Linked DNA regions of Mus musculus: regions 1 and 2 are each linked to region 3. Evidence: chromatin loops called from intact Hi-C (ENCODE). Cell type or tissue: heart. All regions are shown on one strand.

What was found. Hi-C counts contacts between places; a loop is a spot of excess contacts. Peaks named below come from ENCODE experiments on the same cell type or tissue, not always from the same donor. Only the 100,000 strongest peaks of a DNase experiment are listed, where the experiment ranks them.
Region 1: a loop joins it to region 3, with 4 times the contacts of the local background. A loop is called at or near these places in 10 of 42 quality-filtered maps.
Region 2: it touches region 3 in a loop (7-fold over the local background); 28 of 42 quality-filtered maps call a loop at or near these places.

What each region holds. Positions count from the first base shown.
Region 1 is chr5:93,175,945-93,183,944 of GRCm38, forward strand. It overlaps Ccni (cyclin I), which reads right to left. Exons shown (of 7, transcript NM_017367.3): 7 at 5,989-7,476. The coding sequence ends at 7,033. It also overlaps a transcript of Septin11 not described here. Among named protein-coding and RNA genes, the nearest start is that of Ccni, 27 kb to the right of the region's middle. In heart, a CTCF peak has its summit at 4,484 (motif pointing right); no DNase peak of the experiment used is centred here.
Region 2 is chr5:93,202,980-93,210,979 of GRCm38, forward strand. Ccni (cyclin I) reads right to left here and starts at 3,516. Exons shown (of 7, transcript NM_017367.3): 1 at 2,935-3,516. 2010109A12Rik (RIKEN cDNA 2010109A12 gene) reads left to right here and starts at 3,539. Exons shown (of 3, transcript NM_029363.1): 1 at 3,539-3,744; 2 at 5,120-5,215. The coding sequence starts at 3,701. In heart, no CTCF peak of the experiment used is centred here; DNase peaks (open chromatin) are centred at 2,992, 3,522 and 3,832; H3K4me3 peaks cover 3,087 bases; H3K27ac peaks cover 3,280 bases.
Region 3 is chr5:93,265,504-93,273,503 of GRCm38, forward strand. It overlaps Ccng2 (cyclin G2), which reads left to right and starts at 2,070. Exons shown (of 8, transcript NM_007635.4): 1 at 2,070-2,294; 2 at 3,119-3,256; 3 at 3,762-3,899; 4 at 5,291-5,541; 5 at 5,698-5,776; 6 at 5,860-5,958; 7 at 7,835-8,000. The coding sequence starts at 3,119. In heart, CTCF peaks have their summits at 2,015 and 3,045; DNase peaks (open chromatin) are centred at 1,638, 2,038, 2,608 and 3,008; H3K4me3 peaks cover 3,836 bases; H3K27ac peaks cover 3,323 bases.

The DNA of each region.
Region 1 (8,000 bases), 90 kb before region 3:
GTGTGGGATTAAAAAAAAAATGCTATTGCATGCACAGAGGTGGCTGCAGTTCTCCCTCCGGAATGTCCTATTGATACGGTGTTTTTATTTTTCAGCTGACCATCTGCCTCTTGAGAGAAAGAAGTGGGCATCCTACCTTTAAATTCAGGAACCATTTTTTTTTTTATTTGACTCTGTTACCTGCATCCCTTACCGAAGTTGTTTGGGGAGGGGGTTCTGCTCGTTTTGGGGGTGGGGAATTCCAACTAGCCACTCCTGCATTTTGTATTTGTTATTCAAACTTTTGGTATCAAAAATCATGGCAATCCTAAGTTCACTTCAGGGGAGAATTCTGTTTAATATGTTCTTCTCTTAGATGCAATTTTAAAGTGCCCCTTTTTGTTACTAGAGTTTTGATCTACAAGTCTTAACTATGTTTGAATTGTGCCAGTGTTGGGTAAATGACTTTTCTGCCTTTGGGGCTCAATTTATATTTAAAGATAACTTAAAATCCTGTCTGGCCCATCCCTGCCTTTGAATTTGTTGTGAAGCTGTGCTTTACCTCCTATCCATTTTTTCTTTTCTTTTTTAAACCACGAAATGAACACCAAACTGTACACACCTTTCCCAGGTCACTGCTGTGTTAACAAAGGTTCAGTTCATATCTTCTCAGAGGGACTCACAGGGCTTTCTCCACAGTATCTGCAAAAGGCCTGCTAGGAATCAAAGCATTTACATCAGAAAACTTAGAACCCACCCACATGTAGAAACACTTGTGCCAGTTGAGTTAGCTTATGTTTTCCAATGCTGACCGGGGTCTAGGCTGAGTCAGGACACTTAAAATAATATTCACCTGTCAGACAAAAGACACCTGCCAGATCCCTATCAATCTAATCCAACTATCCAAATTCCCATCAGCAAAGAATGGTTGAAGTTCCCTTCTAAATTCGCTACTGTCTACAGCGTTGTTTGCATCTTAAAATACTTTCATCTCCATGGGAGGTGCGAGTTGCATTTGGTCAGAAGCCTTTGGGGCGGTGCCCTCTGTGAGAAAGGTGCAGTGCTTCTGTCGGCCAGTGAAGACACAGTAGTTCTTATTCTCGGGAAGAGGTCCCTTAGAGCAACCGGATGAGTTTGTTAGCAAGCAGCTTGTTACTAGAAAGTATTTCTAAGTGTAAGTAAAGGCAGTTTCACTGGAGCTACTAAGCTGCCCAAATGCCCCTTCACCGTACGCAGTGGCAGAAACTCAGTGCTGTGACTAATGGACGGGGCGTGGGTACCAACTCTGATGCCAGCATATAGCGGTGCTATGTTAAACATGAGGTCATGTTGAAACCACTAAGTATAATTTACTTCATTTTTAACTTAAAATCATTTAATATCAATTTTATACTATCATTTCACTTGTTTCAAAATGCATTTTGTTTCAGGTGATAGTTGAGCAATGTTTAAAAATCAGGTCAGGTGCAGGATTTTGCCTAAGGAGAGTGTGTAGTTTCATTGCTCTTCTTCTCTTCATACTAAGATCGAGATGAGAAGTGAGGGGGTTCCAAGCAAGCTAGCTTCCATTCAGTGACCATAGAGAACCTTGCTGTGGACATCACTGGCCAAGTATCTTGTGTCCTGTCTCCTAAGACTGACTGCCATTGATTTGGCATTTTGCTTCACATGACTCCTTTTCTCAGATGTTGACAAAGCCGTGGTCCTCAGGGCCTCCTGTGGAATTGTGCCGAGGACCATCACCAGGAATAAGAAGTGCACTGGCTTACGCTCATCTACACTGTGGGAAAGACTTGAGCCACAGAACCTGTTTCTGCAGGCAATAGCCTTTTTATTTTTCCCCCCAAACTTTAAAAAAATTACTGAGTTTCAAATACTTGCCTATCCAAGTATAGTCTAGCTGTCTATTTGAGACCAGCATAATCCATTATGAAAGAGAAAGACATCCTGGATTAGTGTATGCTAAGATGGGTAATTTAAAAAGTTAAAAAACAACCCCCCACCCCCAGCCCAAACCAAAGCCCATGTGTCATTATGTTTGACCAAACATTTCACCATCAATGGTACCTTATCATTAACTTTCTTAGTTGGTTTTTTGTTCACCATTGGAAATGACTGCAGGATAGATGTTTCTGGACATCTAAGAAATACACAATTGTGACCGTGTTTAATGATCTACCTACACAAAGCTTTGCAGATAGCCATCCTTCTGCCATGGAGACCAACAGGGCACTGTCTCTTCAAAGATCCTGTGCTTGAATGCCTATAGTGATACCTAGGCCTTATGTCTCTTCACGTCAGTAGCTAGCAAGCACCTATCAATACCCACACTAGTGAAAGGGATAGATGTATGGTCATTGGAGCCTAAGTGCCCACTCCCTCCCTCTCCAACCTCACTGGTAACTCTGTATGCGATCTGCTGGATGTCTGCCGCACATCACAGGAGATGCAGAAATTCCATGTCTGTTTCACTGTTGGTGGAGTCATTCAGTCTGTCTTGGGAACTTAAGATTGTGGCTCCCAAATGAGTGGAACAGAGGATATTACCATGAGCTTGTCCCTTTCTCACAAAGCACAACTTAATGTATGAGAGGAATTGAGTAACATTCCATTAAAAGCTGGGCTTCTCGCAGTTTCTCTGCAGCAGGGACAGCATTCCCAGCTGTCTGCAGTACTTCCCCTTTCCCCCTTTCTAGTACTTTATTCTGTGCCACGTGGCCATGAGCATTAGTCACACAGGGGCACACTCTTACCTGTATTTGCCCTCTGTCCCTCCTGAGCATACCAAGTGTGGAACAAAGGGAAACGGTGCTGTCTCATACTCAACTATCGAAGATGAATCCTATTCTGAACACCAACAGGGCCCCATCCTCCCACAAGCTTGTCTCAATGGCTGTTTGCTACTGGTTTTCATTCTGGAGTGTCCTCTCAAAGCGAGCTGTTCCCACGAAATGAACAGCAGGTTTGCTGTGCAGAGAGGCGTTAGCTTTTTCCTTCTGTGGGCTACATGTATTAGCAGGCTGAACAGTCTGGCAGTTGATGGGCTATGAAGGTTATACTGAGTCAAGATAAGAGTTGTTCTTTTTACCCTTAACCCCAAAGCTTCTACAGCAATAAAACATTCTTGGATACCTTGGAGAAAGAGTAACAGAGCTTGCTGCTCAGTGGTGGCGCACACCTTTAATCCCAGCTCTTGGGAGGCAGAGGCAGGCGGATTTCTGAGTTCGAGGCCAGCCTGGTATACAAAGTGAGTTCCAGGACAGCCAGGGCTACACAGAGAAACCCTGTCTCGAAAAAACAAAACAACAAAAGAGTAGCAGAGCTGGCCCAAGCAGTTATCCTTGCCCTACTCCTCCATCGGTATATCCAAAAGGCCACAAAACCACATCTAACTGGAATAGAAAATTTCCAGTCTAACTCCTTAATGACATTTGTGTTACATGTGTGCACTTCATCTCTCACGTCCTAATGGCTGGTTAAGTCCAACTCAGACCAACAGCAGAAAATTCTGGGCTAGGGCCACCTTCACACCCTTTCGGTTCTATTTATTTCTAGCCTCTTTTGTGGGACTATGTACAACTCACTCCGCATGGATATAGATACACACATGGTTCTGGGTTATTTGCCTGAGGCGCTCCTTGCTAACTTCTTCAGGCTCACAAGCTTGCCCCACCTATACCTTAAGTTGCATACAACTGTAAGTACAAAGGCCAGTGAGATGGCTCAGTGAGTATTCTGGGAGACCTGACTGCTAGCTTGAGACCCCAGTGATGGAAGGAGTTGTCCTTTGACCTCCATCCACACAAGCACCTCAGTACACACACACACCACAAAATGGAGTAAAATTGTAACCACAAAGCACACAGATGTATCTGCTTAGTACCAGTCAACCCAGACAGCTCAGTTTCACCATGAGGCTGAAAAGATGTTTTTTTTCCCCCACCCCCTGAAAACACCACCAGAAAACCAAAGCACTATTTAGTAATGGGTACAGAAGACCTCATTAACATAGTTTAAAGGTTCAAGAACTTAGGAGCTTTCAGAAGTTGCGAGATGACTTTGATCTGAGGATATTTACCCCTCAGGATGCTGGTGAGAACATTTGGCACAGTTCCTTTCCTTTCTCCTGAAAAGCACGCAGAAGGAACGTCAACATCTTAACCACCATTTTCTTCTAGAGGTTGGGATGTTTTTGGGCAGGCAAGCAGTAAAGTGTTTAGCCTATAGGTTCTCATCAGCTTCCTCAGCCAACCATGGTGTCAGGAGCACTCTAACAAAACCTGACTCTTTCAGTAGGGGATATGGACGACTCAGCCCCAGTTCCCCTTCCTCTGGTAGAGAAAGCATCTTGTTTGCCAATAACCAACTTGCCCAGCTTTCAGAGGATGGAGAGTTTCTCATCTCACTTGTGAATATATCATAGTCCTGTTTTGCTTTTGGTGGATTAGTTACTAAGCCCATCCTTTGAACTTTCTGGAGAGCCCAAGAATGATGCACCTTTTAACCACCAGGAGGCAACAATTACCCCAAGGAACTAAGTGAGCATCAGGAATATTCTTAATGCAGGAATACTCTTCATCGAGGCTCTACAGTGTTCAGTGTTTGCTATTTCAGTCTCAGGCTGGTTTTGAAAAATGCCGAGGGCTCTGGATATTTACTAGATTTAGCTGAAAGGACAGCAGCTATTAAGTATTAATTACCACTGACCCAAATCAAAAGAACAACCCAAACATACTCTGCTCTAAAGTTTGTTATTTTTATTCATGTAGGTGCCTTGCTTGCATGTATGTATAGGCCCAGTAAAGCGATGGTACTATGGTTTCTGGAATTGGAATCACAGTTGGTTGTGAACCACCATGTGGGTGCTGGGATTTGAACCTGGGTCATCCAGCCTCACTCTAGAGGTCTCACTACTGCCCAGACTTCCTGGGCTAAAGCAGTCTTCTTGTCTTAGTCTCTTTAGTAGCTAGGACCACAGATGCATGCCAGCACCAGTTCACCATCAGCATTAAGGAACCTCAAGATGGAGCAGCTAAAGTCCTGTTGTCTCCAACTTCTGCAGTCTGGATCGTCTGTATTATAGATCAGATGTGCATCTAAGTGCATGTGTAGGTTTGTGTGTGTGTGGTGTCCCATTCATATCACACACATTATGAACACATTGAACTGTGAACCCAAAGCTCCCATAATTAATGTCAAGAAAGATAATGAGGACGTGTGATTTTTATAAAAATACATACCTGTGTGAGGCCAATCCTTTGCATACAACCCTTTGTTCATGGCTCTCCCAAACCCCATCCTTGCACACTTAATGCTTACTCCAATTGGATTTTCAAGGTCATAGAAATTTAGCAGTTAAAGTCTTCTACAACTTTCTAAATGTTAGTGATCTGAAAATACTCTTGCTGTTAAACTTAAAAATCAATGAGCTAAGAATAAAATTCCTTATCTGTAAGCTGGAGCCTGCCCTCCCTCATAAGCAATCCCAGTTGGTTGTAAGGTCTCTAGCCCACAGGAAGAAAATACTACAAATGTGAAACTTGCAGTCAACCCCCTCCATCTTTTTAAATTTTTTTTTTTTTTTTTTTTAAGATTCAACATGCATTCTTTTCTGTTTGTTTTTCGAAGTCCTGGCTGTCCTGGAACTCACTCTGTACTCAGAAATCCGCCTGCCTTTGCCTCCTGAGTGCTGGGATTAAAGGCGTGAGCCACCACTGTCCGGCTTCAACATGCATTCTGAATAAAAGCCCTAGAACAAGTAGGACTGTAGGAAACATATTCCAACATAATAAAGGTTATGTATGACAAACTCATGGCCAATATCCTAAATGAATAAAACCATTAATAAGCCCCATTAAAATCAGGAATGGGAGAGGACACCCAACACCCTGTCTAAGCTTGTGCTTAGGCTCCTTGCTGGTTTCCTTAGTTGAAAACAAAGTGTCCAAGAAGTCAGAAACCATACCTTCTCATCAGCAAAACAGACCAACAAAAACTCCTACACAAACCAACGTTAAGGACAACATTTTATTGCTACCAGAGGCTTTATCAGCAGTACATGGTTCTGACTGCAGTGCCTTCAGACTGCAAAGGGAGCTCAGGGTCCAGACATTGCTCAGAGAGAAACAAGGGAATAATTCCTTATCAAGAAAATCCTAATGGCATAATATGAAACTAGGGTAATGAATTAAATTATAAGTTACAGACTCAAATCAGGGCTGCCCCAGTATCTAGACAGTTGCTTCTACGGATTATAAATGAGCAAGAACAGATCAGTTACAAAAATCTACGTGTATATTACATACATGTTTCTTTGGTGAGCACCTGGATATATTAACCTTATCAGAAATTCTTTTATATAAATGTCAAAAATGCTTAAAATGTCCTAATTACGTGCCATTTTATTGAGCTTCAAGATAAACAAAAAAAGGACAATAATAATTTTAAACTAAAAACTGAAATGAGACACAAAAAAAGAGAACTTTTCCTACTGCCACTGATTCATGGGGATAGCTTCAAAGTGCCCTTTTCAAACTAACATACTTGAACTGTGGATTAAACATGGCTGCCACACAAAAATAATTTACTTACTGAATTACTTTAAAAGAAAAGGTGGGTGGTACTCAAGTGAAGTCAGAATACATAGATCAACAAGCACACAGCTTAGTTAAGTATTCAACCGAGGCAAGAAAAGGCAAGAGGAAAATAAGGACACTGGAACAAGGTTCCTAGCTGAGAGTTTGCAACTTTCCGCTAAACATTTTTTTTTGACATGGGGCAAACTTATTTAACAATGGTGGAACTGACATAGTACAAAGAACTTTTGCTTTACTTTTAAATATATTTTGGATCTTGAGTCTACAAATATAGCCTTTATATTAAATTACGTTGGATTGTAAGTAACCGCACGAAAGATTAAGAGTGGTTTTCTTTTTTTCCTGGCTCACTTCAGTCAGTCTGATAAAGCACATGCCTTCTCCACAGCCTTCCCTGGGTTTCTAGTCTCACCCCGAGTAGTCAGCCTTCGTGTGCACTGGAAGCTGACACCTGAAACTACATGACAGAAACAGGCTGCAAAGGTGGACAGGGGGAAGCATGGCCCTCTTGCCTTGATAAATCAGTGCCACATACAGAACCCACATTCTCAGGACCATTGTCCTCATTATAGAGCCGCTTGATCCCATCGTAGAAGTCATCCACCTCCATCTCCTCCACTTTCCGTTTAGCAGAGGTTTGCTTGCACCCACTGGCAGCGGGGAGATGCAGGTGGAAGGCTGCTGGACCTCGGACTGGCACTTCTGGCTTGCTGTTGTCCTTGGAGAAATCTGGGCCTGAGACAGAGGAGGGATGTAATTTGAATGCTCCTTTGTCACAGGTTACCAGGGTGTGCTTGAGGGGACGGTAGACATAAACGGAATTTAGAGGCAGGGCAGACTGCAGAGCAGAAAGGTGATATGCCACCAGCTCCCGACAGTGGATCAACTGGGAGCTGTCCATCTGGATCAAGGAAAGAAACAAAACCACACTGGTCAGTAACATGGCCCACTGTTCCCTTTACTGCCACTGGCCTCACCCTGGACCTTCTCTCCCTTCAGCTTGCTTTCCTCCGCCACACCCTCCACCCCACTGATTACTCTACCTACAGAGCCTTCTTCTGAAATACGTGCACATGCTTGCGCTTCCAACATACATCTGGTTTTGTGTGTGAGCACTCACATGAAGGCAGAACTTGTCTTTGTCCATTGCTTTATTAGCAATGTCTGCTTTCTTCTGTCTATGCCTCCTGTCTATAAGGCCAGTCCCTATTCTCTTGCCCTCTTCTAACTTCTCCGGTGAAGGCCAAAATCAAGAAAGGCACGGAGCAGCCATCAACTATTTAAGGAAGAGTCAAAAGCAACGGAAAACATTAAGCTAGGGATAATGGGGAAGCTTGTTTAGCTAATTTTTTATTTTATTTTAAGTATCATGTTACAAAACAATTGCAAATGTTAAGCAAGCATATTTTTGTAGAAAATAGTTAA
Region 2 (8,000 bases), 63 kb before region 3:
AACGTATAAGATACAAAGAAAGTGGGGTTAAGGGGAAAATTAATTCCTGAAAATGCTTGTATTAAAACATCCCAAATCATTTACTTAACCTCCACCTAAAGACAATGTAAGCATAGGAAGCGGTGCATGTTTGTAATCTCAGAACTTCTGAGGACCTGTGCTACACAGCCAGGCTTGGTCTTTAAAATAAATTTAAAATGTCCTTAAACTTAAAAAACAAAACAAAACAAAACAAAACAAAACCAACAACAACAAACAGAACTGTAAACCAGGCCTTGTGCACACACCTGTCAATTTGGGTAGAGACAAGAGGATGAGAAGTTCAAAGTCACCCTTGGTTACATATCACATTTATTATCAGCCTGGGCTTTTCAAATAATTAGCTGTTGACACAAGATGAGGAAAAACACTGAATCAATTGAGAATTAGTATTAAGAAGTTGAGGCTTAAATGCAGCTTTAACTGAATTGGATCCTGTATAAAAACAAGGCAATTTTCAGGAGCATTACCTAAAGAGGTACTGACTGCAGGCCTCAGAACTACATTTACTAAATTTAACTGTGCTGTGATTCTGAATGGAAACACTCCTATCCATAGGGTACAGAGTCCAGGAGTATACACCACATTCACAAGACTATAAAATGGGCAAAAACTTAAATATGCATAGAATTAAGTTGTAAATTATTTGTCAATATTGTAGGAGAAACATTTTTACACTCCTTTAAGACAGCTGCTCACAGGTAGCAGGGAATTCAGTTTTTGCTCCTTTTACAGAAAACTTACAGGTCTATCCTCTAACATATAAGAGATTTAAGCTAAATGAATAAGGAATTTTGCTAACATAAACCCTTAAAAGTGTCATGAGAACTTTCCTGTTATGTAGCCCAGGCCAGCCCTGAATGCCCCACCTCAGCCTCTCAGGACAACTCTTATTTTAATGATAGAATTTTATTGTTTCTTGTTCATCTTTACCCACTATTAGTTACATGCACAAATGTGAATTATCTTTTTAGTCTCTAAAAACAAAAGGGCTATAGAGGTTGGGCATCCCTTATATAATGTGTCCAATTTTTTCATATATTGTATGTGTGGTTTTAGAATATTTACATATACATAATTAGAAGGGAATCCAATATAAATATGAAATCCATATATACCTATATATATGCCAGATAATTTTCTATAATTTAAAAATAATTTTTCACTTGTGAACTTATGAAATTACTTTCCACAAATTTAGGGTGCTCAATTTGATTTTTGCTTGGCATATTCTAAATGAACTGTTAAACTTTAAATTTTCCTTAACATTTAAAATAGCTTTACATATTCCTCCCATTGTCTCAAATACTTCTATACTGTTCATGCTTATTAAAAGGCTTAGATTTTGCATTAACAAGCTAGCATAATGCTTACCTTACATCAAACTGTACTACCAACATACATCCAGGACCCCCTGATCTTAAGAGTGGAACACAATGCCGGTAAACAACCACATTAATAGCAAGCTTCATCAATACATAATTATCCTATTATGGTGATCACAATGCCAACTCTATTAATAATCCTGTACTGACTGTTGACTTCTGGTCCTTCCTTCCTTTTCTGAACAGAGAAGATCAATGTGAGCCTTTAAGGTTTTTGTAGCTACTATTCCCTCCTTGACTTTATGAACCAGCAATACCGGGTCATAGGCGATCCCACATCACCGTCTAGAATTGTGCAGAAACACACTACCCTGCCTTTCTGTATCCATACTTGGACATAATCCTGCCTTTGTATGTAATTACTGTCATGACCATTGCTAGACCTGCTTTCTCAACTAATCATGAGTATCTTTACCACTAACAGTTTCCAAACTTTAGCACTGTACCTCCCTGCCCCCCAAATCACAGCTTACCCTTGTCAGGTGCTTATCAATAGCCCTCAATGCTTTGCTACTACTTGGCTAGCTATTGTTCATATTACTCTAAGTAATCCTTGTTTAACCCTATGATGGTGGAATTACTAAATCCATTTAAAAGATGAACAAACACACAGGTAGGTTGAATACTCTTAATTTTTAAGAATTACTTGACCAGAATAAACAAATACTCTTGGCTTTTAACCTAACCCTTTTTTTAACCCCTTTTAAGACAGGGTACATACATATATGTATGTGTGTGTATGTCTCCATCCCTAGCTGTCCAGAAAGTTTCTAGGTTTACCAGGCTGCTGTTCAAACACTCAATGGCTCTTCACTGACAAAGTGAAACGTAAGTATTTTACTTTGCTATTCTAAGACCTTCAGTTGATCCATTTACCTCGTTGATCTATTTACCTCACACTTTCCACGAATTTACTACACAATGTTCAACTTCTGCCTAAATGACCTGCGGTGGAGCAGGCTAACTCTGCAGAGAGCATTTAGCTCTTGCAAAATTCGGCATTTTTCTGTCCTTTATGATGCAACTCAGTTCCCTCACCTCTCTAGTTTCCTCCACCGGCCCAAGCCCTAGACGACGTTACACTCCCGCGCGCGGTGTGTGGGTGGCGGGGGGGGGGGGGGGTAGGGCAGAGGAAGATAACTATTGGCTTGACATTCACAATACTCTGCCCGGTAAATTATGTTCGGTGGTCACGAGGGATCGGTGGCTTCTGTGGGTGGGGGTGTGTCACCTTCTTTATTAGCACTGGCTCGCGGAGCCTGGAACTGGCACCCCAGTCGGTGACGGGCTGTGGCTACAAGTTACTTGGGGACCAAAAAAAAAAAAAAAAAAGAAAAAAAGGCCGGGCTCAAAGGAAACCCACGCAGCGCTGCCAGAGACGGCGAGGGGGTCCCCGAGGTGCCCAGGAAAGGTTCGCCGAGGGGACCGGTCCTCGGGGGAGCGGCGCGCGCCCCCGCGAGCTCCCACTCCAGCGGCGCGCACGGCGACCGCGCCGCGCCCCCGCCCTCACCTTCTTCTTCTCCTCCTCTTCCTCCTCCTCCTCCTCCCCGGCAGAGCTGTAGGCCTCACAGTGGTGACGCGGGGTCATCCGGGGGCCCGTTACCACCTCATGATCCTCGGCGCGCGGCAGCGGGGCGCGCGGGACCAGGGCCGGGCCGTCTGAGGAGGGAGAAGAGGGCAAACCGGGCCGGCGGGCGCGGGTACTCGGGCGGGACGCACGGCTGCGGCCGAGGGGTCACTCAGCGAACTAGTTCCATGATGACCCTGGGCCCGAGGCCGCCGCCGCCGGTCCCGCTCCTCCGACCGCCGCCGCTGGTGCCCGGGTGAGGAGGGGGCGCCCTCTCGCCATAGGGCGGCGGGGGCCGGGGAGAGGCGCGGGGTGAGGCCGGCTCTGCCCCTGCCCGAGGGAAACGCCTCCGAGGGGAAATGGTGGAAGGGGGGAAGGGGAAAAAAGAAAAGAAAAGGAAGGGGAAAGGGGGAGAAAATAAGAAAAAGCGAGACAGAGGCGCTGGCGCGTCCGCTCGCGGGGGAAGGCTGGGGAGGGAGGAGCGTACGAAAAAGCGCCGGCCGCCTAGCCCCGCCCTCGCGGACTGATTTCGGCCGCGCGTGTCTGTAAACAACGCCAGTGTTCTCGTCTCTTCCTGGCCACCTCCGGTGTCCCACGGACGCATAGGAGAGTTTGAACAAAGACGAACTTCCGTGTCTTATGGACGCACAGGAGAGTTTGAACAAAGACGAGCTTCCGGAGACGACCTGGGGAAGGCGCTGGGACTGGGATGAAAAGGGAAAGTGCATTTTGTGTGCACAAAGAGAAGGAAAGGTGCGCGGACTCTTTTTCCTCGGGCGCGCGGAAGAACCCCCGCCGCCTGTTCGGTGACGTAAGAGGCTTGTTAGCCGAGGAGGCGTGCAGTGGCCGGAGAGTGTGCTGCGCATGCGCCTCTGGAAAGAAAGGAGCCTAGCCTCAGGGAAGGGTTTCTGGGTGAGCGCCTGCGCCCAACCTAGAGTCTCCCAGTGTTTCCCAGCCCAACTTGTCCTTAGCCCTCCTGAACGAATTTATTAGACGTGGATGGAGATCTTTTGTGTAAAGATCACATTCTTTGTTGACCTTACGCAAAATTATGTTGTCCCGTTCCTATTAGTGAGTAAGGACATGCATCTTTTTAACCATCCTGTGGGTGATGGGAGACTGAAGCACTTTAGAATTAAGAAAATTAAGGGGATCATATCCTGCGTGCTTAAGGCTACTTGTAAAAACAGTGGATTAGACTACTGACGGCTTGGCTGTGCGCCAATGGAATTCTAGTCATGAGCCAGTATGTCTAGTATTTCAGGGTCCTGTTTATCACTAACTAGGTCCTTAACGAATGTGAACTAAATGTGTTTTATTTACTTGAGTACTTTTTACTCCAGTTGGTAAATTTTGCAAATCTTACAATGGTTCTACTTATGAAAAGAATGCAGATAGCTTTGGGAAGAAGGGGAGACCTGGAACTTAACCATTTACCTAGTCAAGCATTCATTTTACATCACTGGAAAAAAACAAAAACAAAAACAAAAAAAAAACCCGATCAGGTTTTTACAGAACTGGAATTAGCTTGAAAACAAAAGGCTCCTGTCTTCAAGGAGTTTGCAACTCAGGCACAGAGATACCCATTGATCACTGTATGAAATTACCCAAAAGACTGTTTTACTCTATAGCCATCCCCTCCCCATATGAACTCATGGATGGCCTGGATCTTGTATAGTTTGTTTTATACTGCATTTCTGTATGTGAAAGGCTCTCAGTATTTGATTTCTGACCTCATAAACAAGTGTCAGTAGCAGAAGGATTAAGATGGAAAATTTCAGACCAGTGTGGAAACGCCTTTAACCTGCTCTGGGCTCTCAGTAAAGGTTTCTCTGAGGAAGTGACATTTAAGATGAGTCTTGAAACCACTGGGCAAAGAAAAATATAGGCACAGGAAGCAACATATGGAAAGCACTGAAGCTTACATTGCCTCTGAGACTCAAGGGGCAGAAAGCTGAGGTCAGAGAGGATTCTATAGGGCACAGCGGGGCTCAGGAAGCACTGGAGGGTTTTAAGTAGGTTCTACGTGTGCCTGCATTTCCCACCCCCATCTAGTCTTTTTCTGTATTGTTACACGTTCTTTTTTTTTTTTTTAATATGACCAACATTTTTTTTTCCTGGATAAAAGTCTCAAGAGTATGGCCTTTCTGCATAACTTATCGTGGCACAACTATTGTGACACCGTGGAATCGTTTCTGCCTCTCATTTCTTCAAGGAAGACTGGGTAAGAGTGTAGCACAGCAGTAGTGGCCGTGTGTATGTGTGTGTGTGTGTGAATTCATATATATGGGAGCTGGATAGATGATTCATTAGTTAAGGGCAAGTACAAGACCCAAGTTACAGTGGCTCACAGTGATTCACTCCTAGTCATCTGATCCCCTCTTCTGAACTCCATCGGGACCTGCAGTACGCAGGTGCATAGCTCCCATGCACATATATACACATAATTAAAAATAAAATATGCATTCTTAAAAAGAAGTTCTATGTGGATGGTCACAGAAGCATTGTTCATAAGAGGTAAAAGATAAAGCAACAGAAAGTGGTTTCTCAGCTGCCTGGTGTTACGTGTATATCTCCATATCTTACCGTGGATTAAATGGCCACTAGCATTCATGAACTTCAAAAAAAAAGTTTATAATTAAGTGAGAGCTCTTAAATACTCCTGGTTATGTTTCATTGGCTTAACTCTTATATCAAACAACTTGGCAAAATAGTCATCAAAAGCCATAAGAATGTAAGTCCTGCTGGATGCAGAAATAACCTCAAAGGAGGTTACGCATGGAGATACTAGATGACTCTTTTCCCATTTTTCCCAGTAGCAGCTTTATTGACACGTAAACTATCCATTTAAAGCATGTGGTTCACCTCGCTGAGCACTCATCATCACAATCCATTTCAGAACATTTTCATCACCTTGAAAATAAACCTAGCATCCTTCCCGAATCACCTGCCAGTGCTGTGCCCACCCCAGCCCAAAGCCATGTGAGTTCCTTCCTCCGTAGACCTGTGTATTTGGGACATTCCCTGAAATAGGCCTTCTGTGATGGTGTGTCTTCTAGAAACCAGTGTCAGTTGTCTAAAGAAAAATATATTCTTCACTATTTTAAAAAAATTTAACCTTTTATTTTATGTGAATGGGTGTTCTGTTCTACAGCATGTGTTGTCTAGACATCCTGCATGTGTTTGGATCCCTGGTATTTATGCACTGTTGGGAGCTGCCATGCGGGTGCTGGGAATTGAACCCAGGTCATCTGGAAGAGCATCCAGAGCTCTCAACCCCCGAACCATCTCTCAACCCACCACCACTCATTCGTTAAACATTGGTTCGGGATCTTTTCTTGCTTGATAACTGTATTTTACATGAAGCACTGTTGCACAGTAGAAAGTTATAAAGTCCCCTGAGAAAAGAAGTCTTATAAAGACAAATGTATTGATTAGGAATGGCTCCCAAATAATAAGTTTTTAGAGTACCCTTCTACATGGACTTTGAGACTATGGCTCATGATGTAGTAGTTGTGGCAATAAGCGCATCATTTTTTTTTTTTAAATCCTGAAATCACTCTATACAGTAGGTATTTTTGCTGCCCCTGTGCAGTGGAAGACAGTAGATGTCTAAGGTTGACCACACAGAAAGACACAGCTAGGACTCAACCCCAGCTTGACCTACTCCACACTTGCCTGTACTTTCAGGGACCACTTTGGACTTGTCCCTGTGGATATTTCTGGCTTTGTTAAATTATAGAATAAAAACACTATATTTTTGGTTTGCCTTTAATCTTTTTTTTTTTTCCCATTCTAGTGAGTAGTTTTTACTTTGGTTTCTAAAGTGTTTTGCCTTGTTTTGGAGAAGGGATAATTAAAATTCTTGTTAGACATGCTAGGCATGTTGGCACATGCCTTTGGTCCCAGCACTTGAGGGGCAAAGGCAAGTGAATCTCTGAGTGTTTGAGGCTAGCCTGGTCTACATAGTGAGTTCCAGGCTTTGTGGTTGAGAGTGCTGGGTGCTTTTCCAGAGGACTTATGTTCAATTTGCACTACCTACACTGTGGCTAATGACCACCAGTAACTCCAGTTCCAAGGGATTCAGTGTTCTCTTCTGGCTTCTGGGAGCATCACACACACACACACACACACACACACAGGTCAAACACTTGTGAAACAACACAAATTAATCAAATTAATATACACTGGTTTGATATACTTAATTTTTTCAAGAAATATAGAAATGCTGTGTTCACATTTTTATATGTAAAGAAGATAAGCCTATTAATCTTTTTTATATTAGAATACATCCTTTTTTCTTTTATTGAAAAATATTTTTCTCATATAATATATCCTAGTTACAGTTTCCTCTCCCTCTCCTCCTCCCAGTTCCTCCACACTCGCCCTCCTTTCTCCATCCATCTTCTTTCTGTCTCTCATTAGAAAACAAACTGGCTTCTAAGAGATAACAATAAAAGATGATACAACAAAAACTAACATATTCAAATAGCATAAAACAGAAGAGAAAGAGCCCAAGAAAGGCACAAGGAACAGATCCAGATGCAGAGACCAACTCTTTTGCACACTCAGGAATCCCATAAAAACACTAAACTAGAAGCCATGATATAAACACACACACACAGGACCTGTAGGGTACTCTAGTGAGAGACAGAGACAGAGAGAGAATATGAATATAAAATAATACATTTTAAAGATTAAAAAAAAAAAGCCTTGACACAACATTACAAGACAAGGAACCTCTAAGCCAGCAGTTCTCAACCCTCCTAATGCTGCGACCCCTTAATACAGTTGCTCATGTTGTGATGACACCCAACCATAAAATTATTCTCCCCTCCTCCCAAAGGGGTCCTGACCTATAATTTAGGAATACTACTCTAAGCCATTTTAGTTCATTTTCTGCATGTGACCTACCCTTAAAAGTAGTTTGTTTCCCCACTGAGATTCTCTTGGGAAAAAACTAAATTTTCTTTTCTTTCTTTCTTTCTTTTTTTTTTCTTTTTTTTTTT
Region 3 (8,000 bases):
ACCGCAATGCCCCTGCCTTAGCCTTCCAAGTGCAGGGTTTGCAGCCGTCACACTTGGCTGGCTCTCTTCCTTTCTGTCTCATACAGTATGTTATTTATAAAATCTCCTGCCACATTCTTTTACACTTCCTCTTTCACATCACTTATTTTATAGCCCTGGCTCCTTTTCTACCTTTGGCCATTGGAACACAAAGCTCTCCCCAGTCTTCTTGTTCGGCTCCTAAACTTCTCTCATCAGTTGTTTCTTTCTCACCACTGACCCTGTTAGCTGGGCTTTTCCCCTGTTGCAAGATATGTCTGAACTTTAATCATAGCTCCATTCTCTCATCGAGTCGCCAATTGCTGTGCGAGTTTACAAGCATGGACTTTCATCCAGATGTACGTCACTAACGTAATAATTTAAATAATGCTTAAAAGATCAACCACACCTCGAATAAAATTATATAACCTGTAAATCATTTAAGTGGTATGCTAATATTTTATGTTCTAAAACCAAGAAGGCCACACCCCTCTGAAACTGGAATGCTAGCTAGCCCTTTGGTGTTCTCTTCCTCTGCTGCTCTGTGCTCCAAACAGATGTCTGAGTCTCTTTCCAGCTAATACACAAAGCCATCTATTTGAGTAACTCTTCAGCTGTTAAAGCGGTACTAGGTGCCCTCTAGTAGTTTATAAGCTCCAAAGTGACTCACAGAAAACACACCCAAGAGTAAAAAATTCATTTCGGAGAGGCTAGCTGTTTAGAATTCATGAAGGCTCTAAGTTACCGATTTGCATGTTTGTTAGGAGGCAGAGATCTGAGGGAATAGAAAGTAAAACAAACAAACAAAACCAAAACAATCTAGGGAATTTTCCTGCCTCCCGACAGATACTCCACTCCGTGTGAAAGTTAGCCCTGCCTAAGGCATCTAGTTGGTTTGGTTTTTGCTCTGCCTTAGGAGAGGTGTCAGCTTAATAACAACGTTAATTATAATAGACAATAAATGATAATTTATGGGCGATCAAGAACCAAGAGGCTGTGGGAGCCTTCATTAAAACCAAAAGCAAACAGTACAACCATAACCTCTAGAAGCACACTTATTAGATATCTATATACCCTCATCAATCTGCAGTTTTTATTGAAAGGTCCCTCCTTTGAACTTTTTATTATGGAAAAAAAATTTCAAGGCACACAAATGCACTCACAATTCTGTAATGCAGTCTCTACTACCCACCGCCCAACTTCAACAAGTCAGCTGTGTAACCAACTAGTTGAATTTAGCTTTTTTTCTTTCCTGAGTCAGATCGATTAAAAAAAAATTATCTCGGTAAGCATCTTGGAATGTTAAGAGCTTGACTGTTTATTGCAAAATACACCGGTGGTACAACTAAGAAGTTCAGGACGCCCTTCTGCACTCCTGGAAACGCTGTTACAGAGTTATGTGACCTCGGATTTTCGGGGTGTGACCAGAGGCGACAGCCTCGGGCCTCGCCTAGACTGAGCTAGAGTTCCTAGGCAGCTGTGGACCCCGGCACGTAACCGAGCACCACAAATGCCACCCACCCAAGCATGCGCAATCCAGACCCCAGAGTTGCTAAGGCCCCGGAAGAAGATAAGAGAGTCGGGATATATTGAGAGCCAATCAGAGGACGCAACAGCCAGTCGGCCAGCCAATCCAGATTCGAGATTAAATCAAGTCCTCAGCAGTCGGCTTGCCCCACCCTTGTCCAATCAGGGAGCCCGCTACTTTGGGCGGACTTTTCAAAACAGCGAAAACAAAACAAATCGGGGGACCTTTAAAAGGTGTGAGGCGTCCAGAAACTGTCTCCTTCCGCTCTCCGATCGGCTCGCTCATCTTTGCTCCCTTCCGGTTCCATTCTGAAATGAGGCTGGAATCCAGATTCCACTCCCTACCATAGATCCTGGCTCCGCAAGGCCAAGAGGAACAGAAGGGGCCAAGAGAGGCTGGGAACTGAGGCTCGGAGCAGGGACTCTTTTTCTCAGATCCACTGGGCGAGCGAGCGAGGATCCCTCCGCGCGCAGTCACGCGCCCCGCCCCTTGGGGGCGTCGCAGACTCAAAACAAAAACAAGGGGTTTGCTCAGCTCCGGAGGCTGCGGCGGAGCCGGGAGGAGGTGGCGGTGCAGGGCGGGCGCTGAGCCCCGCTGAGGAGCAAGATGCAGCCGGGGCTGTGAGGCCGGGCGGCGGCGGGGAGGTCGGATGCGGGTCTCGGGGTGCCGCTGAGGAGGCTGGTCCCTGAGCTCGGAGACGGGTCCGGACGCCCCCGCCGCGCCGGTCCGTGACGCCGGGGCCGACACGGTGAGTGGGCCTCCCGGGTGGCTCTGGGTTTGGTGGCTCCGGGTCTGGATCGCGGTTTGCTTTGATGGTGGAGTCCCCCAGCCGCAGCTGAGGGACTGACAGGGGCTCCAGGGTGTTCTGAGGCTATACGGTGGGTTGACAGCCCCGGGGCTTCGCACCGTTACTGAGCCCAAGTATTAGGCTACTGCTCGCTGCGGGCGTACTGGACTCCCCACTGTCTCCCCAGCATCCCCCAAGCTACTGGGCCGCCCTGTCTCGAGTTGCGGGGCTCGTCAAAGCTGCAGAAGCTGCGGGGGTAGCTTGGAGGTGGGCTCCGCGACGGGCTCCCGGGGCGGGGCTCCGAAGCCGCCTCCTTCCAGTTCTTTGTTCAGTCTCGAGACTCCCCCTCCCTTCTCTCCTATTGTGCAACGCCCCGCCCCAGAACCCGCTTCGGTGGCTTCAGTCTTCCGGTCCCCCGCTTTCCTCTAGGGCCTAGAGTCTAGTTAGAAGTCCCTGCTGTGCTGTCCAGGTGATGCGGACAGTAGGGGACATTACGCTTCTTGGACACTTTTCCTGTACGTCAAACGCTGTCGGCCACAGAGCTGATCAGAACTAGCCCTGGCCAGCGGAGGTGACCGAGATACTGCCCCCCCATGCCACGCCTCCATGTCTTTAGGGGAGGATTCCCCTGAGGCTGGCGGACGTGACCGATCCCCCCCTCACCCGGTTCTGGCTTGCGTGATCTGGGGCGCCCCTAGCTGGAGGGATCGCGGCCAGCTCCTTCTGCTCTCACACCCTACGTATCCGGATTATATTCTTAACCGGCCGCGGTGTATTTGCTGCAGATGAAGGATTTGGGGGCCAAGCACTTGGCAGGTGGCGAAGGGGTTCAGCTTTTCGGATTGTTGAACTTCTACCTGGAACAAGAACAGAGATACCAACCTCGGGAAAAAGGGCTGATCTTGATGGAGGCTACCCCGGAGGTAAATTTGAGAATTGATAGGACTTGGGGGAAGGTGGGAAGGTAACTTTTTGGTTTTCCTCGTACCAAATCAGTACCAAAGGCTAAAAAGTTAAATCCAAAATTGGCCTCACCGTACTAAGAAAAAACGTGAAACGTGAAAGGGTTCTGCTTTTGTTTTTAGTGAATGTGGAAGTTATACCAAGTGTACTGTAGAGGCGTTTCTTCTGGTGGTGGGAAATTCCTAGAGAATATTTCTAATAGGATCTTAGATTGTGTCAGAAAAACCTCATCAAGGAACCCACATTCTGCTGTAACTACCTTGGGTGGGGCAACACTTCACGTTATATTGAGTTGGCTAAAGTTCTGTATTGGATAAATTTTAAAAGTAGTGATTTATCTGAACGTAGTGTGATAGCTTTAGGAGGTCATGTGTACAATGGGGAAAACTAAAGGGAGAGTAGGTTTTGAACCACCTCTATTCCATTCTAAGAAAATAAACTTTGATTCTTGGTTTTTAATTTCAGAATGATAACACTTTGTGTTCAAGACTGAGAAATGCCAAAGTGGAAGATTTAAGAAGTTTAACTAACTTCTTTGGATCTGGCACTGAAACTTTCGTTCTGGCTGTCAATATTTTGGATAGATTCTTGGCCCTTATGAAGGTATTTAATTGCTTTTTATAAAATCCATATTATATTTTATATCTTTATTTTTTGTTAATTTTTATTTTATCTTTTGATACACGGTTTCTCTGTGTAGCTCTGACTGTTGTGGAACTAGTTCTATAGACTCGGCTGGCCTCCAACCTCAGAGTTCTGCTCGCTTCTGCCTCCCACTCCCAAGTGCTAGGGTCAAAAGTGTGTGTTTCCACTTCTGACAAATCAACATGTTTCCAATGGCCAGTGCCCAACACAGTCTCTAACACATACAGGGCTCAATATTTGTCAAATGAAATGTAATAAAGCCTCCTGATTATAAACTTATATTAGTCAAATTGTGATCATTCATACTAGAGAGACTGGAAAACTGTATTTCTGCGTCTTCAATAAGGTTTTGCTGTGCCTCTTAAACATGTCCTCTAGTAAGACATTACAGAGGCAGGCCACTATACTTTAAGTACTCTGTGCGTGCTTCCAGGGGTTCAGGGAGTCAAGAAGAATTAACTAAAATTCACTTTGTGAAAAATACTGTAATATCTGTTACAGGCTCATTTATAAAAGTGCCCAAACTGAGTGAGAGGAAAGAAGCTAGACTTTTTATAAAAATAAAATACTGTGTGTGGTGTGTGTGTGTGTGTGAGAGAGAGAGAGAGTGAGAGAGAGAGATTTTCATTAGTTATCCTGTTTCCCTTGGAGCCTTCGTGGTTTTAACACTGAAGCAGGACAAAGAAGTATAAAATTATGCTAACGTTGATCTGCTCCCTTCTCTGTAAGGCCCTTCAAAGCAGGCAGCCACCGTCTTATTAATAGTCAGCAGCAACCGTTAAAAACATGGAAATTCTCTGGCCAATAGGATCGCTGTCAGCTGCTGGGTCACTTTTTAGGGCCCTGAGAAGAAAAGGGCAGCCATTTGTCCGCAGCAGCAGCTGTACATATGTCCTCCACCCTGCAGGGTTCGTGGGGGTGCTTTTCCTGGGCAAGATTACATCACATAATGGTAGAGTTTCATACAAAAAGAGAAGATGCAGAATAGTTTCCCTTCATCCAGTCAGGAGAGTGTGTGTGGTATGTGTTCAGAGAGTTTTTTTTTTTTTTTTTTTTTTTGAGGGAAGATGTACTATTCTCAGTTTTACTAAGTCAGAAATACAAACTATATTTCAGTGCCAGAAAGCAAGCTTTTAAACCAGTTTTGGGATTTTTTTTAATTTGCATTTAAATTTAATAAATGCTTATATAGCCATTTTTTTTTCTTGTTAAAGAGTTTATGGTGGTCTGAAATGTAAAATGATTGTGGGTAAAGGTGAGTGCATCTAAGAGAAGCAACATGGCATTATTTCAAGCGTCGTTTGTTGCCAAATCAAAGTATGATTGGTTCCTCGTGTTCTGTTTTCTAGGTGAAACCGAAACACCTGTCCTGCATTGGCGTCTGCTGCTTTTTGCTGGCCGCCAGGCTGGCGGAAGAAGAAGGTGACGTTCCCCCCACGCACGATGTGATCCGCATCAGTCAGTGTAAATGCACAGCGTCTGACATTAAACGCATGGAGAAAATCATCTCAGAGAAACTGCACTATGAGCTGGAAGCTACCACTGCCTTAAACTTTTTGCACTTGTACCACGCGATTGTATTTTGTCACACTTCAGAAAGGTGAGTGGGGCTCAGCGGAGTCACCCCAGGCCTTCAGCGTGGCTGCCGCCAACAGATTGTTGTTTTAGTCTGTCCAGACTTTCGACTTGGATGTGAGTGCTTAGAAATGAAGGAACTGTTGTAAGGGTTCACCACAGCCCCCCTTGCTTTGTACAGGAAGGAGATTCTCAGCCTCGATAAACTCGAAGCGCAGCTGAAAGCTTGCAACTGCCGAGTTGTCTTCTCCAAAGCAAGAGTGAGTCTCTTTCTTGTTTACAGGTCTGTCTTACAAGATTCTATTTTGATTTTTTTCCCTAATGTTTGTTTATTTTTTTGTAGCCATCTGTATTAGCTCTGTGCCTTCTCAATTTGGAAATAGAAACGATAAAATCCGTGGAACTGCTGGAAATTCTCTTGCTTGTTAAAAAACATTTGAAGGTAAATATCTTTGTTTTTGTTTTTTTAAGCAATCGTCTTTTCTTGTGTTACCTTTTTTTTTCTTCCTTGTGGTGTCTTAATTACTCGATACAATCCTTCATGAAATTTTCAATGTCTTTGTTTATTTTTCTCTTGTAGGTCAGGTGTTAGAATTTTTTGACCCAGACAGTATTAGTCCAGAAGAAACTCTGACTTGGTCAGCTTCCTTCTGAATGCAGGTGCTCGTTCTGGGGACTCGTGCCCTATGTGCCCTATACAGGATAGCTGTCCTAGTCCTCAACTCTGCACTACAACATACTCTAAGTACACTCCTGGCTAGGCGTGCCCAAAGGCAGGAGAGCGGTGCATATCCCCAATGACTGTTCTTAGCTGTGGACCAGAAAGTATACTAGCTATACCAAGGTGATCGAGGAATCCCCTCATGTCTGTGTCTGTAGAGCTGAGTCATCGCAGTAGCACTACCAAAGGTCATTAGCAGTTTTTTTTTTAAAGCTCCTTAGGTGGGCTACTTCTGTAAGTTTTTGCAGTTGTGAAAACCAAAACCAAAAGCCCAGTGCTTTTCCTTGCTTAAACTAATAGTCTAGTTAAGGAAATGCAAAATTTAACATGAAACGGTATGCTTGTTATATTGTGACTTAGTGTTAGATAATGGTGAATATGAGAAGTAGTTTGGGATTATTAGCAAAGAAGTAGACAATCCAGGATGTGTGTGCTGACTGGGAGCCTGGACCATCATCTGTGAGAATGAAGGTTTGGACTGCAAGGGCTTATGCTAAGACATGGGTAGGCTAAGTAAGTTGGGGAAGTCATTTTTAGGTTGGACATGCAGGTTGAATATCCAGGCTGCAGTCACAAACAAGGTAAGTGTATCCAACTCAAAAGGTAGCTCTCTAGAAGCCAAGTATGTAGGTGAATAGGGAAACATGGATAGCCATTTCAATTCAGTACCCAGAATCCACAGTGAGAGAACTGACTTCATAAAGTTGTCTCCCTCCCCCCCATACACACACACACCCTAAAAACAATAGAGTTTGTCCTGAGTTTTGAAGAAAGGGCTAATGAGAATCAAAGGAGATCATTGAGGACATATGTAGGGACTGCTAGTTGCTGTGTTACAAAGAGCTAAATATGGCCAGCTTCAGTGGAATATAGAGGCCAGAATGGTTTGAAAGGATCCATTTTTAAGTCAGAGGTGATGGCATCACTCAGAAGACTGAGGTGGGAGGATTGTGAGCAGGAAGTCAGTGGAGTCCACACAGTGGGTGAATGCAAGGACTTCCGGGCTCAGTGAGCCTGTAAAACATGGACAGAAGCCTTGTGTTAGCTTCTGTCTGTCACAGCTTTCTCTCTCTCTGAACGTGAGCATGGCAGTAATACGTGAGACCATCTTCATGTCTGGTGGGATCAGTCCAGATAGCATTCTTTAGGTGGGGAGGACCTGCCTTTGGGAACTTCCTTGATAATGCTAACTTTAGTTTGTATCTTCTGTCATAATAAAAATGTGTACCATAAGCAATTGAAACTGTGATTTGTTTAAGAAACATTTATTACAGAAAGAAAACAATTTTTATAGCAGATGTTAAATTTCTTTTGTTCAGCACTACTAAACAGTGTACTTGGTTGGTGTTTTCTTAGAATAGGCAGATATTTTTTGTGGGTTTTTTCCTGTGTAAGTAATACTTGGAGTGTTATTTCAACCAGCAGTTCCCATGTTTTGACTGCACATTACAATTGACTGTAGGACTTTAGAGACACTTAGCAGCCAGGTCATATTCTCATCTGTTGAATCAGGGTACCTGGCACCAATGACCATGTGACTTTAAGGGGCAGCAAAGTGTGAGAACCACTGTTACAGCATCTTCATCTTCCTACGCAGCTCAGCGACACTGAATTCTTTTACTGGAGGGAACTGGTTTCTAAATGTCTAGCAGAGTATTCTTCGCCTCGCTGCTGCAAGCCTGATCTGAAGAAGCTGGTATGGATTGTTTCGCGACGCACTGCGCAGAACCTCCACAGCAGCTACTACAGTGTTCCTGAGCTGC